Linked DNA regions of Mus musculus: region 1 is linked to region 2. The links are chromatin loops, found by intact Hi-C in ENCODE. Cell type or tissue: heart. All regions are shown on one strand.

Evidence for each region. A loop is a pair of places that touch in the nucleus more often than their neighbours do. Peaks named below come from ENCODE experiments on the same cell type or tissue, not always from the same donor. Only the 100,000 strongest peaks of a DNase experiment are listed, where the experiment ranks them.
Region 1: it touches region 2 in a loop (2.5-fold over the local background); 2 of 42 quality-filtered maps call a loop at or near these places.

The regions. Positions count from the first base shown.
Region 1 is chr16:59,635,201-59,643,200 of GRCm38, forward strand. Arl6 (ADP-ribosylation factor-like 6) reads right to left here and starts at 4,139. Exons shown (of 8, transcript NM_019665.3): 1 at 3,730-4,139. 4930547E14Rik (RIKEN cDNA 4930547E14 gene) reads left to right here and starts at 1,745. Exons shown (of 3, transcript NR_040564.1): 1 at 1,745-1,985. It also overlaps a transcript of Epha6 not described here. In heart, no CTCF peak of the experiment used is centred here; a DNase peak (open chromatin) is centred at 4,251; H3K4me3 peaks cover 1,486 bases; H3K27ac peaks cover 1,374 bases.
Region 2 is chr16:59,470,507-59,478,506 of GRCm38, forward strand. It overlaps Riox2 (ribosomal oxygenase 2), which reads left to right and starts at 1,269. Exons shown (of 10, transcript NM_025910.3): 1 at 1,269-1,439; 2 at 5,004-5,463. The coding sequence starts at 5,032. In heart, CTCF peaks have their summits at 1,717 and 4,481 (motif pointing right); DNase peaks (open chromatin) are centred at 1,525 and 4,505; H3K4me3 peaks cover 1,677 bases; H3K27ac peaks cover 1,383 bases.

The DNA.
Region 1 (8,000 bases), 160 kb after region 2:
TCTGTTCCTATCCCCCAATGGTACTGTTACATTTACACTTCACATCTCCAAATGAAGCTCTTTAAGGGTCTTTCATTTGGTGTCATCAAACCCTAAATATTACTGTATGATAGAAGAAAAATACTTTTTACCAACCACCCCAGTACTACCGACACTGCCACAATACATGTCTACTTAGTATTTTTCTTTGCTCTCTGAATATTAATTTCTAGAGTTCTTGAAACATTAATTCACTTTATTAATTCTCATGTTCATTTAAGGTCACAAAACTCAAACACGTTACAACTCCTTTAATGTCTTTTATGCTATGCCATCCCAAGCAAAGGACGTGAAGGAAAGGCTATCAGTAGTAAGTCAAATGCATAAGAAAAGTGACTGCATCGCTGACATTCTGCTTATTACTTTTGGGAGAGCGCTATCAGTATAAAGTACATCAACTTTCAATGATGTGCCTTCAAGAAGCAGTGCACACCTAATGGGCAGATCTCTTTCTTATCCTAAGGATCAGGATGGGTTTAACCTGCGTAGTCGCTCAAACCTTTTCATATTAGAAATTCAAAGCCCATTTCAAAACATTTCTTTGAATACCAACTTAGGAGTTGGAATTTGATGAATCTATCTTAAATTTTCTTTGCTACATAAAACAATTCATATTTATCATTTTAGTTGGAATTGGCTATTAAGTCCTATAGGGGGAAGTATGTTAATATAATGCTTCTATGTTTTTTTTATTTTCCATATAATCTTTAACATATTTTCAAAATTACAACCTCTCTGTTTTTCATGTCTCCTCTCTGTGTAAGTACTACAAGGCATTGATTGTTAAAAGGTACTATCATAGATATTCATTGTCCACAATCTTTTGTGACTTTCTATCATTTTTCTCAAATACCTGAGATTTATTATTGAAATATTTGGGAATATAAAATTTTAAAGAGCTTTTCAATTTTTTTTATGTGCAACATGAAAAACCCTACCAGAGCAGTGTTTAAATTTGGTTTATTCTATCACTAATAAAACTGAATATCACTGAAACTTGCTTTTTATTAGTGTTTCTCTCATGGGCTGCTTGTCATATCTGGTGGCTACTGCTTTGATTACTGTATGTAGTCATGTATATATTCCATGCATATGTATTGCAAACTATCTCAATCAATTAAAATTTACTTTATTACAATTGTTTTATAAGACGGGGCTTTTATCTGATGACATTGGTGGTTTTCTTTGGTTTCTTTCTTTAGTTTTAGGTCTAGAAATATTTCCTTCTCTTCAGTATTTTGAGCATATTAACTAATATTCTGTTTCTTTCATCTGTAGTTAATTTTTCAGGTTTTAAATTCTAATTTTCCTGAAATGTACTTGGGTATGAGAGCTGATTCAGAGAACTGGCTGTCCTTCTGCCCCTCCCTTTTCTTTATATTTTATATTCTTATATGTGTTTGGATCTAGCAATAGGCTCTCTGTACATTCTAAACTATATTCTGGAAGCGAATTCTTAGGGATTACTTCTAAGAAAAATTTCAAGGTCACTGATGCTTGAGAAATTTTATATAAGCTTCTACAGCGCATTATTCTTTAATATGCTGATACTATCTCTAAAGCTCCAAGAGATGGACAAAGAAAGTACTACTGTCTGTGAGGACTTGTTCACAAGAACCTTTTTGGGGAAATATTTCAACTTCACACAAACTGGGAAACCTGATCTATTCTATTGGTCTGTTTGTGACATCATCTCTCAATTCACATATCCCTATACTTTGTCATGTGAAACACTAAGCTTCCTTTCTCTAACGTCCCCTTTTCAGATTTACCAGTTTCTTCAGCTTTGAAGGGGAACTATACCCTGAAAGTGGGCTTCTGGGGGACTGATGCGCTGCTGATTTTATTGTCTTCTTCCATTTCCTTATTTTTCTTTTTTAAGTTTAGAGAAAGCAAGTTCTTAGGTACAACAAAGTTCTCCAAAGGCTAAGTACAGCTATTCTGAGGTAAGTCCATAAAACGTTCTTTAAGAAGAAACAAAACCCGCTGTGACCGAGGAAGCCTGGCTAGTCAATAAGAGAGAAGAGCAGGGTGAGCTGGACTCAGAATCTGGAGCATGGGGAGTAAGCCATAAAGATCTGGAGTTGGATCATAAAAGTTGAGAACACACATCACAAAACACTCTCAGCCAGTTTTCATCCTCTCATTGGTTCTGAATTTCTTCCAAATAGTAGTTTAAAAGTTCTTACCAATAAAATCACCTCACTGTAATGAACTCACAAATAAAAACATCACACAATTAGATTAAGCAAAAACTCAAGCAAAAACTTGCCCAGTCCCAAACTCTCAGCAAACTTCTACACTTAGGAAGACTCTTGTAAAGCAATTGGGCTTTTGCTTAAGGGTTTACATTTTTACTACCAATTAAAAATTTACACAACACCCAAAACAAGTGTGACAGGGTTGAAATTAGGGAAACAATTAGCTTTATAATCTCTTTCCCTACTCATGTCTATTAAAATTTTCTAAAGAAAAGTATAATCTTAGGGACTGGTTATGTGGCAAAATGGTAAAGTGCTTGCCCACAATGTGCAAAGCCCTAGATTTAATCTCAGGCACTGTAAAACAAAAAAGAAAAAAATAAATAAAAATTATACTCTTAACAGCAGAGACCGCACAGCTCTTCTAGGGGACCAGAGTTTGACTGAGGCTCTCAAGCACCTGTAACTCCAATTCCAGGGCTGGTCACACATTCTGGATTCAACAGGTACTACACAACATGAACAATTATTACATAGAGAGGTGGGGGGAGAGGAGAGAGAACATGGTATAAAGTTGATACTGACGTAAACTATGCCTTAAAGGATAAAAAAAAAGAAAAAAGAAAAGAAAACCCAGCATATTCGCTAGATTAGGAACAAAATATACCTTCAGCTTAAAAAGTCTTACTGTATGTATTGTATAACGCTGGCAAAATTGATAGCTAAAGTAAACTTGGCTAAAATGAAACAACTCCTGTTCTTGAATCAAGAACACTTAGGTGTCTGAGCTGCTTTCTGAGAAGAATCAGCTTTCCAAAGGATTAGGTGGTTACCAGAAAAGCACTGAAGATTTAACATGTTATCCACATGTTAAGACCTTAGCGTTAAGCTGCAGAGAAAGATGAGATGAGACAGAGAAAAACGCCAGAAATGCTACTTTAAACATGATAGTAGTGTGGGCTGTTGAACATTCTTACTACCCCAATAAAACAATCTTATTAAGTTAGAAAATTTGATGATGAAATTTCAACCAAATTATTCATACATCATATAAAAAGGTCCGTCTTGGGCAGCGTTAAAGTCAACCAAACAAGCAAACAGCATTGGCCCAAAGCAGTTCAATACATTTTCGAAGCTCCTTGGTATACATCACATAAACTCAATTTTTTCCCCATCTCTCACAGATGAGAGATGATCTAACTCACTTAGATTCAAAAATACGGGTAATAGTTTAGAGTAATTCTAAATCGGACAGGGAGCGGGTATTCTCTGTCTACCAGGGTGGAAATGGCTGCGAACAGGTAGCGGGAACTTTTTGAACTAGTGGATCCTGCCGCCGGTTCCACAGCGCTACAGACACCGTGGAAAGGTCGTGTTCATGTTATCAAGGGTGAAGCTGATGGCGTGAAAAATCATACCCAACAGAGCTGAAAGAGAACACACAGATGATGGTGAAGAGAGAGAAAAAGCGGGGTGCGGATGGAGGTACCTGATCTTTGACGCCAATCCAAAGGCCAAGGGGCTGACAAGGACAGGAAAGGACGCACTCTTGTACCCGTTTCCGCGGTGGGATCTTCCCCGGAGCCTCAGCCTTCCTCTCTATGCCTCCGTAGGAAGGTTCCCTTGTCCCAAGCACAGCCCCTTCTACAAGTTGGGAGAAACAGCCGGTTCACCCAGGATGCGAGCATCAGTGGCTGAGCAGGCGCCCCGGCGCGCGGCGTTCCCTTGGCAACGGGAGCTTCTTCCGGTCCCAAAGCCACGCCCACCCGGGCGTCGTAGGTGTCCGCCCACAGGTTCTCCTTTCTGCGGCTGGAGAGCTCTGGGTAAAAAAATTAATGGCCTGATTCCCGCAGAGGAACTCTGTTAGCGAGAGTGTGAGCACGGAAGACACGGGGAGCCGCCACTGCATTGGGAGCCGAGTGGTAGCTCCCGTGCTGCTGGGACGCAAGGGAGCTGGAGGCGCGCGCACAGCCTGCCGGGAGGCGTGCGGGGCGGCCTTAGCTGCGCGCGCATCGCTGGTTGCTGGCCTCCGGGGTTCTGGTTAGCGCTTTTGGCCGGACTGCCATATCTGTGGGTGGCAATGTTTTGGCTTGACCGCCCTCGTCGTGGGCGGCGTGAGGCAGGGAAAGGATCTACTTAGATATGCTACTCCCATTACACAGAGCCTTTCCTAGGCTCAGCTAGGCCTGAGAGCGAGCGAGCGAGCTCTGCAGAATACAGTTGTAAGTACAGGCAGGAGAGGGAAACTGGTCAAAACCAGTCAGTATTTAAAAACAGAAACATTATTTGGCAAAGGAAGTGTGACCCTGTCCCTAGTTCTTAGCTGTCTGTTGTCCCGGATATTAACTAACACCAGACATGAGTTTGTGGATCAGAGAGTTTGATAGTTACCGTTCTTAAAATCACTTGGAGTTTATAGCAATAGAAATAATTTGTGCTAATTGAAAGTTTTTTAGATAGACACTTTCCCGCCCATTTGCATTGTTCCCAACAGACAGGCTACAGATGCAACAATTAAAGATCTACATTTTATTTTATTTATTTTTACTTTTTTTTTTTTTTTTTGACTTCAAACTAGCCATTTCCCCCATCCTACTCCTCAATGAATGACTGCATGACAAACTTGTATTTGAAAAGTTTCATCTCTTCATATCACTTGTTAGCATAAATGTGGGATGTTACTTTACTGGTTTTACCAGTTAGTATGTTCAACTACCATACTTGTTTTTCTGCCCGTTAAGGAAGCTGGCCGATTATTTGGACTTGGAGTAGGGTGAAGAAACTGAAAGGAATTCCATCAAAGAGATAGTGGTTAAGACACTGGTATATGCACTGCGGTAGAGTGCTTTTCTGGTGCCTTTCCAAATTCCTTAGTACTCCTAATGTGGAGTAAGGTCTAGTTCTGGTCTCCTGACTCTTGTAAGGCAAAAACCAGACTGAGTGAACAAAACTTCTATAGTTTGTACATCCAAAGGTAGTAACATAAATGCCCTTGTTAAAACAGAAAATGGAAATATACTATACTCTGTGGTCTAGTAAAATTACCCTTTGTGTATATTTCATCTTTGTCTTCAAAAATGTATCTAATCTAGTGGTTTTGAGGACAAAGGAAAGAAAAAAGTATGCATGTCTGACCAATAGATAGCACGTGTTCAATAGATAAGCTTCCTTCGTTGTGAATTTTTTATTACTCAAAGAAAATCAGCTCAGTTCCTGATGTGGTTGTCCTTTAACTTCTGGCCCCAAATGCAGGGGTTCCTAATTTACCAGGAACTATTAAACCGCTTCTCTTTGGCTCACTTTGACAAAACTTGGATGCTTATTTGCTTATATAATATTTTCTCTCTAGACATAGAATAGAGCTTATGTCTCTGATTTTCCCCCTTTAGGCAGATATTATCAGATTTTTTTTTTTCCTACAAAGCATTAGGAGGAAACTAAATATATAAGAACAGACCGAGCAACCATTTTTATAGTAAATTTAGATGACATTTAAAAATTATTTTTGTTGGATTTATTGACTTTTTTTATGTTTGTTTTGTCTGCTTATATGTATGTGCACCACAAGAATACTTGGTGCCTGGAGAGATCAGAAGAGGGTATCATATCTACTGAGACTGGAATCAGGGAAGATTGTGAGCCACCATGTGGGTGCTACGACTCAAACCTGACTCCTCTGCAAGAGCCACGAGTGCTCTAAACCATGGAGCCCTCTTCATCCCCAACTTAGGTGATTTTTAACAACAAAAGGTGAACAGTTTTGTTTTTTGTTTATTTAAGTGTAGTTGATCTGCTGTTTTATTGTATTAGAGATTAAAGAGTTCACATGACTCCTAAATTCTATTTAGTAATCTAGAAAATGTTGAAAAAAAATGAACCCTAAAACAGTGTAAATATTTCAGTTGTTTGGATCTGCTGTTTTGATGGTTGGCAGCTGTAACCTATCTTGAGTAAACCCAAAAGCAAGACGTAATTCCACTCGACTTACAAAGTTAGTTTGACTCTCTTGATTTTATTGTGAGCACAACAAGCTTTTAAAACATTATGTGATTTTTCTCAAGTCTAGAATACATGTAGAAGGGTTTTAGGTTCATTTCAGAGTGGCTTGTAGCTATAGTCAGACAACTATAAAAGAGTGAGGTACATCAGATATGTTACTTCTAATCATCTCAAGATGGTGTGGATGTTTTTTCTTGTCAGCAACATAAGGAATCTGGAAAATCCCTGATTTATAATATACTGGAAATTTTGTAATGGACACTGATGGCCTGAAGATTTGTTAGCCCAGTTGATGTTGCCTGTGTGCTGATTACGTATCTGTAAAAACTACCTCTGTAATACGTAATTCCATTCACCCAAATCTCACTAAACATTTGCCAGTATAAAATCACTACAAAAATATGTATCCATTAATTATAGTGATTTCTGTGAATTTATGCCTAGACCTCAAAGTCTGTAATTATTTGGAAAAATGGCAACTATTTTTTACACTCATAATTACTAAAGTTCTAAACAGCACATAGACATACTAAAAAGTAAATTACAATAATATACTTGCATATAACAGTACAAAACATCACAAACTCAACCACCAAAACTGTAACTTTTATTTGGTAATAGATATTTTAATAAACAGGCTTTCTCCATCTTTAAGACCCTGATAATGCCTTTTAGGAAATCATAGAAAAATAAAATACAATAATTAGCAATTTGTACTTTGTACAAAAATCTCACTATGTTGCTCAGCAGGTTGTTTTGCTAAACACCATATCCTTTCAGCAACTAGATAACAAATATAATTCAGTTTACCATAAATGACCCCTCTTATTGGGAGCTGGGCATTCTATAACACTATTACCTTGTTTGCATGCCAGCACATGAACATTTACATGGAATATTATAGTAGTTTAATAAGATGAAAATAGTACCACCTTCCAATGAAACTGAAGTACTTCATTGCTATGGTTAAGTAGGTAGTAGAAGAATTGCAGTTCAAATAGCGCCATTTTGCTGCATTTATGTCTCTACCATATTGGAATTACAACTAAAATGAAAACATCAACTGTATAAGCAACCTTGGAAGAAACATGTATGCCCTAAATAGTGATATGATTCCAAACAGAAAACATGATGTGGTGCTATCCCTTCTCATTGTCACAAACAGATTCAAACCCTCTTGCAAAATAGATGGCTCTAGTACCAGCTAAATACTTGAAGAATGATAGCCTTGAGTCCGTTAACAAGGAAAGACTTTATAAGTCTTTAAATTATGGGGAAAAAAGTATTGTGGCTGCAGTTTTTGATTAGTCAAATATAATCTGTGAAGGTGATTAAATAAGTCTAGACAGATGTTATCTAGGTATTATACAGAATACACTATTTTGTACTGTTTTTTAGGATTTGTGCCACAAAGACATTTGTACTTAATATTTTGAATGCACTGAGAATGTCTACCATTTAAAATTTGAGTATTTAAATATTTAAATTATTTAAGCAAATAGGAATTTACATGTATACTTACATATTTATATTTTAGGTTGTGCTAGAATAGCAAAAATATGGAGACCAATCTTATCCCATTAGTCACAATCTAATTTCACATAAAGCCCAAAGAAGAAAGATGCATCTTTAAAGTCCCACACATCAGATACAGTGTATCCAGAAATGAAGCACCCAGCACTGTTCGTTTGTTTTTAATCCTTTTCCTTAAGTCAAGAGGGACAGAGAACAAAACACCCTCACATCACCCATCGACTTGGT
Region 2 (8,000 bases):
ATTTATCTGTCTTTCTATGTTATTCTAGGTCACGTTTCGGCTGAGATTGAAGTAATCTAATTGTTCTTGTTCATTTATATGAAGGATGGTGTATAGTGTAACTCACAACGAAGTAATTAATTGCGCAAGGGCCATCAAGTTATACAACACATCAACTCAAAATATTACCCTACTTTTTCTGAAGTATTTTTTATTTGATTCTCTCATGATATTATCATTAGCTCCTTTGATTGTAGCCACTTGTGCTGATGAAATTCTTCATAAGTTTTACTTGGTTAATATACATTATATTACTGTGCTATGCTTCATATAAAATAATTTGACCTCTATGTGGATGTAGAAAAAAACAAAGATTTTTTTATTATTAATTACTGTCATATATGATTTCATGACTGTTCCTCTTTTGCCCCTCTGTAGACCCCAATGCTTTGAGGATACTCAGTTGCTAATCCATTACCTAATAAATAACCAACTGTGTAAAAACATGCATGTATGCAAAACACTTTGGCACTAAGACTTATTTTCAGGCATTGTGATGGTTTAAAAAGGAGTAGTGGCTCCCATAGGCTGATATATCTGAATGTGTAGACATTAGGGAGTGGCACAATGTGAGAAGGATTGGGAAATGAGACCTTTTTGGAATAGGTGTGGCCTTGCTGGAGGAAGTATGTCACTGGGTGTGAGTTTTGAGACATTAAAATAAAGAAAAACTTAAAAGGATTGGAATGAAAATATATGAAGTCTAAACAAAATGGTTGGTACTAAAATTGTTAAGTTACCCGGGCGTGGTGGCACACGCCTTTAATCCCAGCACTCGGGAGGCAGAGGCAGGCGGATTTCTGAGTTCGAGGCCAACCTGATCTACAAAGTGAGTTCCAGGACAGCCAGGGCTACACAGAGAAACCCTGTCTCAAAAAACAAACAAACAAACAAAAATTGTTAAGTTAATAACAATCGTATACATATTAAAGCCATATACAATGACGGTTTTGGATCTTTTGTGGACCGATGGAGTACAAGCACTCTCTCAAGAAGCATGTTCTTGTATGTGTGTGTTAATAAAGGGAACTGTCCAAATTTATAGATTTCCCTCTAACTTCAGATTTGAAGGTAGCAACTATAAAAAGCACATTCACGTTCTGTGACCTTTAGGTTCATAGGCCAGAGCAGGGGAAGGCCTGTAGCTGTAGGCAGGAGCAGGGATGTGGTCCGGGGGCGGAGCCAGAAGTCCGGGGCGGGGCCGCGTCTCGTGGGCGGGGTCGCGTCTCGTGGGCGGGGCCGCGTCTCGGGAGCCCGCCCTGGACGTGACCACGCCGTCGCGCCCTTCCATGCCTTAGCTGGGTCAACTTGCGGAAGACACGCAACAGGCCGTGCCGGTGCAGCGCGTGGGACGCGGGTCAGGCTGAGAAGTGCAGCTCTGGAGGGCTGGGGCCTAACTGGTGAGCCGGGTGGCTGAGGGCTGGGGACCTGGCCACGTGCACCGCCGGACTGGTGGCGGGCGGCACACGCCGGCGAGCTAGAGCCAGGCTGCGCGCGCAGACGGGGAGGGGCAGGGACCACGGTCGCGGACTGAGGAGGGGCGCGGGGACTGTCGCCCAGCTCGGGACTTGGAGCGTAGGTTGCCTTTTTATCTCCACGTGAGGAAGACTGCCTGTCTGCCTGCCTGCCTCCAGGATGTCCAACAAGTGACTAAACAGGTTTCAGGAAGTCTACCAGCGGTCATGATCTGAACTTCCGGCGCCGGGAGTTGGGTTTCACCAGCTCCTTTTTAATACCTGGATGCCTCTGAACTTTTGGGCTGCATCTTTCGTGACCTCATGGACCCCCCGAATACACATAATTCGTATTCTGTTTATATAAAGCTGCAAAAAAACATAACTGCCATTCAGTGAGACATCTCTGAATTAATGAAAACTTTTCTGGGTGCTGAAGACAATTGCTTTCAGTTAGCCTGGTGATTTTCTTACAAGCAATATATAATTAAAAAGTATTTCACCACTTTATTTATTTTATGTGTGGATGTACACAGGCTATGATGTACCGGTGGAGGTTGGTGGACACTTTGAGGGAATCCTTTCCTTCCAGTATGTGGGTCTCAGAAATTAAACTAAGTGGACAGCAGGTGTCTTTACCGCCTGAGTCATCTCTCAGGCCCATGGTGTATAACTACTGTCAGGTGTGATTAATTGAGCTAAGTTCAATCTAGTCTTCTCTAGGTTAGTGGGCCTACAATTCGTTCATTAAGGACTTCTGTGAATGTAGATTTCTGCCTCCAGCATCAGAAGTGGTACTCCACTAGGTTTGATGTGTGCATCTAGACATTAGCGTGTACCACGCTTTGCTGGTAAAATACTGCTACCATGGAGAGAGACGTCCCTGCCAGGGCTGCTAGTGAGTATTGATATCTATGGTTACTTGTACAGAATAATAGTCCTAATTGTGCAAACCTCCTCCTCCTCCTGTCTTTCCCAAGTGGTGGTGGTCATGGGGTTTTTTTTGGGGGGGGGGGGTTTGTTTGTTTGGGGAGCTAGTGAGTAAGGCTTTTGAGAATTTGCTAAGAAGAAAAAGTGAAGAAAAATTCTGACTTAACTGTCTTGTGCCATACTTGGCTAGGTTTGTGCAAGGTAGAGGTAGCTATCTCTTAAGACACTCTGTGGCTTCTTGTCATTAAGTTTTACCATGGGAAAATTAGGTCGCCCTAAAATGTAGATTCTTAAGTTTGTCAACTATAGTAAGAGTGCCAACATTTATTTTCGGGTTGAACTTATCAGCGATACAGCAATTACCAGTTTATAAACTGAGTCTCTTTTAGAATTGTTTAAGTGCTTTTAAATCAACTTACCGCAACCCCAGGTCTATAGAAAGAAATATTCTTGTTTCTATCTGGGAGCCCCGTGGGGCTTACAGGCAGGTGCTGCACCATTATGGATAAAGCAGTCTCTTGTTTAATTTCCTGTGTTTCTTGAAATACAAGGAATGTCTTGGGTGTCCTGGGCATGTGAAATGGTGGTGCCGTTTGGTATATTTGGAGATAGGCCTGGTGTGTCTACTCTGCTCCACCCTCCAAAGGCTATAAAAAAATGAGTGGTGTAAGGAAAACAGAATGTATCTGAGTTAGTTTCCAATTAACTGAGGCTCAGATAAATTCTGTTAACCTAGGGGAAGAATAGGTGGTGTAATCGTAGGCAAGGTAAGTTCTGTAGTCTTGGGGTTGACTTGTTGGTGATTGTAGGTGGGGAAAATCCTTAAGTGGTTTTATTCTCGCTTAAGTATTTGGGGCACTTTAGCCACACCTTCTGGTGAATGTACGATTTCACTCTCAGGTTATTCTTAAGGAAACAAGCCTTTCACTTGTGTTTTCCTCTCATCAAACTGAGCAATCGTGAGGGTATGAGATGTGTACCTTAAATATAAGAGGGTAAGAAATGTGTGCCTTACTTTGGAAGGTACCTGTTCTGGCTAGCTAGTCTTATGTCAAGTTGACACAAGCTAGAGTTACCTGAGAGCGGGGAGCCTCAATTGAGAAAATGCCCCCATAAGATCCAGTTACTCTAAGACATTTGCTTAGTGTTTGATGTGTGGGACCACCTCTGGGCTGGTGGACCTGAGTTCTATAAAGAAAGTAAGCTGAACAAAAGAAGTATTCTGCTCTGGGAAGTCCTAGAATGATCTACAACAACTAATATTTAAAACAGCCCTTAAAAAGCAACGAATTATTTGTTCAGTTCCCACTTGTTAATTTGATGAGTTTGCATCCGGGTTCAGTTCACAGTGCGGCCAGAATGCTCCACATTTGATGAAAAGGAAAGACAGCTTTCTTGCAATCTTGGTAACTCAACCCAGAAGAAAGTCATAGCATTTTAAGTTATTGACCTTGACAAAAATGTGATATTTTATAAGCACTGTGATTCTCAGCCTTCTTTGGCAACAGGGTGTTTGTTAGGAATCAGAAGAACAGAACCTCTTCTCAGAATAAGAAAGAAAAAAGAGAAGTTATACAGTTTGAACATCCCTAATCCAAATGTATAAAATCTGACTTCTGAGCACCAATATGCCAGAAATTAAAAAACTCTGTTGTGAATATTTGTATATTTTGAATTACAGTTCTTGAACCTACATGAGGGAAACCTATATAAGTGTCAGGGTTTATAGTTTGTGGGTGTTTGGGAATGTTGGTCCTCTTGCTACCCAGATGTGTGCCTCAGACCAGCAGTGTTGTTACTATGGGTATCTGGTCCACTTGATGCCCCCGTGTCTTCTATGCATGTTAAATTGGAGAAGTGCTGTGTTAGAGGCTAATGATGTTGGTGATTGATCCCTTGTTCCAGTTAAAAAGTTAGATCTTTTTGAAGATCTTCCATATAGCCCATTTTAACTTTCCTTTTTAAAGCCTTTAATTACTTTTTTTCAATGGGCAGAGGGGGAGTTCCCTGATGGTGACAGTTCTCAAGCTTTGTTTGTCATCTCATTCCAGCCACCAGGTGACGCCACTGGCCCAGGGCACATTGGCTTCTGCCTGGGAAGGTTTTCTGTGCTGTGGTGAGCAGCACAGGGCAGCAGACAGCTACCTGTTCCTGATTCTCCATCAGATGGTTGTACCACAGAGGGTACATCCCTTTGGATTCAGGTACTGGTGCTGATTGCAGCCAAATTCAGGAGTTTTGCCTTTGCCATTTCAGTGGCCATAGGCTTCCCCTTTGAATAAGAATTGCTGAGAGAAATGGTTTAGTTTGGGATCATCAAGTCTCCAAATTAAGACTGATTTTCAGAACTTAGTGCTTGTAGCAATAAGATAGTTGTGTAGTCCTTTAGATGAACGCACAGACTGCACTCAGTATTTAAGGTTGAATCATCTTGGCATACATAACACTGGCTTAAGGGTGTCACATCCTGGAGGATGCAGTCCTGACTGATGTGGAGTTTTCGAAGAGGCGTAATGGTCTCAGTCATGCTTGGGGCGTGTGCATTCCTGCAAACCCGACAGTGTCTTATTCTTCTCCTAGGTTTGCATTTCCTCCCTACTCGTGAACAATGCCAAAGAAAGTGCAGCCCACAGGGGATGAGAACGAAGAAGCGTCTGTTCCTTGCAAGCGGGTGAAGGAGGAGCTGCCTGAAACGCTTTCTGTATTAAACTTTGACAGCCCCAGTAGTTTCTTCGAAAGTTTAATCTCACCCATCAAAGTAGAGACTTTTTTCAAGGAATTCTGGGAACAAAAGCCCCTTCTCATCCAGAGGGATGACCCTGTACTGGCCAAATATTACCAGTCTCTGTTCAGCCTCTCAGATCTGAAGAGACTCTGCAAGAAAGGAGTGTACTATGGAAGAGACGTGAATGTCTGCCGGAGCATCAGTGGGAAGAAGAAGGTTTTAAATAAGGACGGCAGAGCACATTTTCTTCAGCTGAGAAAAGATTTTGATCAGAAGAGGGCAACAATTCAGTTTCACCAACCTCAGAGATATAAGGTAGTGGATTTCCCCAGGGCAGAATTCTCAGACATATGAAAGCAGTGTTTGGGCACACGTCAGTTTCAGATTGAATGTCTGGTTTGATGATGGAGATCATTGTGATGAGAACACATATCGTTCATTTCACTTTCAATCTTGTATTTTGTAATTAGGGTCTCCCACTGAACCTGGAACTAACCATTTATTTAGCTAGGGTAGTCAGTGAGCTCTAGGGATCCAACTGTTCCACACACCTGTCTCCCAGGACTAACATCACAGACATATTTTGCCACATCAGCTTTTATGTGGGTACTAAGGACATAACCTCAGGTCCTTCTGCTTGCCCAGCAGGTATTCTTCTTACCCACTAGGCTATCTCCCCAGTACCTGTTTAGATGTTTAGAATCTGTAGCAATCATAGCCAGATTTGTAAGTATCAGAGCTATAAAAGCCAGACTCAAGTTTCTAACCTTTGTACCTTTAGTGGACTGACTTAGTTTTGCATATGGTAAGGATCTCTGTGCTGTCCTGTTGCTGTACTTGAAGGCACATGGTAACACCCAAGTGATACTTCCGGTTATCTTCCCTTCCTGCCTACGTCTCTCCAAGTGGTAGGTAGCTTCAGGGCTGTGACTGGGTGATTCATCAGATATCAAAAGAGACATGTTAACATATTAATAACAGAACTTATGACATTGAGGGGTTAGGTCCTGGAATGGCTCCTGGGTGGCCATCATCCATGAAGATAGCGTCCTCTTCTCAGTAAAGCCAGCACAGTCACTGAACTTCATCCAACATGTTTGGACTCCATATGGTTTGTTAATAGGTCACAGTTTGAAGATGCAAAGACCGGAGAGCCAAGATAAATGAGAAAGCTACAGAACTGTACCATTTTGGGTAATCCTTAAGAAGAAAATAGACATCTTTGTCAGTTACATGCCAGTGCCTTTTTTTTTTTTTATCCTCTTAGCAATATTGGGAGCCATAAAGTTACCTATACATTCCTAAATGATTTCTTGGGACACCAGAGAACAAGAGCCAAGGCCTGGCTTCCCAGTGGTGCCAGATATTAAGAATAGAGAGCCAGGCCCTGTAGCCTTTGGCTTTTTGTTTTGGTTTGGTTTTTTGTTTTTTTGGGTTTTCAAGACAGGGTTTCTCTGTGTAGCCCTGGCTGTCCTGGAACTGATCTCTGTAGACCAGGCTGGCCTCGAACTCAAATCCACCTGCCTCTTCCTCTGGGATTAAAGGCGTGTGCCACCACTGCCCGGCATCCTGTGGCTTTTCTCCAAAATAAATTAGGCTCTTGGGGAGCTCTGCTAACTCTTCGAGCTACTCGGAGGCTATTAAATTATGTTTCCTCTGCTAAGAAGGACCTCTGAGATCTATAAATAGGGAAACCCGGTGGTCTTCATTCATGAAGATGTGTCTCAAAGCTTTTTCCGTGTTGACCCATTTTTCCCCACTTGCTATTCTCAATACTAGATTCCTTACAGTCCAGTGGTAGAACTGACTCTCAAGCCTTGTTCATCGGTGTTCTCAGCAAACCTAATGTTTGTACTATACCGCCTGTATGTCAGTCACTGTGTGTTTATTTGTATTAAAGCTTTAGTCTCTTTAATCTGTTTAGAGTAGGTAGCTTCTATTGCTGTGGAGAGACACCATTACCACGGGAACTCTTATAAAGGAAGACATTTCATTGAGCCTGGCTTACAGTTTAGGGGTTTAATCTGTGATGGTCATGGTGAGAAGCATGGCAGTGTGCAGGCAGACATGGTGCTAGAGACGTAGTTGGAAAGTTCTGTATCTGTATCTGCAGGCAGCAGAAGAGAGAGTGACACTAGGCCTGGGTTGAGCATCTGAGACCTTGTAGCCCACCCTCAAGGAACATACTTACTCCAACAAGGCCACGCCTCCTAATAGTGCCACTCCAGTATGAGTTTATGGAGGCCATTCCATTCATACCACCACAGTAGGTGACTTGTTTTGAGGGGATGGGTTCTGGAGCTGGTCTCTCCAGATTGGAATCTTGGCTCAGTTAATGGTTGTGCTATTTTCCTCTTCAGTTTCCTCACTTATAGACTGGTGTTAATGATCTTTCCCGCCCTATGAGACAGGATTGCTAATGAGGGTGTTCAGTTATCAAGGTAAGGACTAGAAGGTAGAATATGCTGTTATCTCCAAGGCCCACTTGTGACTTCCTCCTACCTGACTCTGGTAACTGATCTCTCTCAGCCTTGTAGCTGATGAGTCAGTCACTCGAGGGAGTCTCACTCAGCTTGTTCTCAGTCCTCCGTGCCCTTCCCAGGTTGTCATTTCTGCTCCTCTAGCTTTAAGTACTTATTTGTCAGGAGATCCCATATGTAAATTCCTGCCCTTACTTTCTTTAGAGCCTCAAACTGACTTCAGAAAACCGCCCTAGGAAGTCATAGCATCCCAAGATTAACATTTCCAGCTTGAACACTTTTTGTCCTCCTGAAAAATGTGTGTGCCTGTGGATATAGGTAGAGCATGTAGGTGCATACCGGTGTGTGTGGTGGTGGTGGTAGTGGGGGACA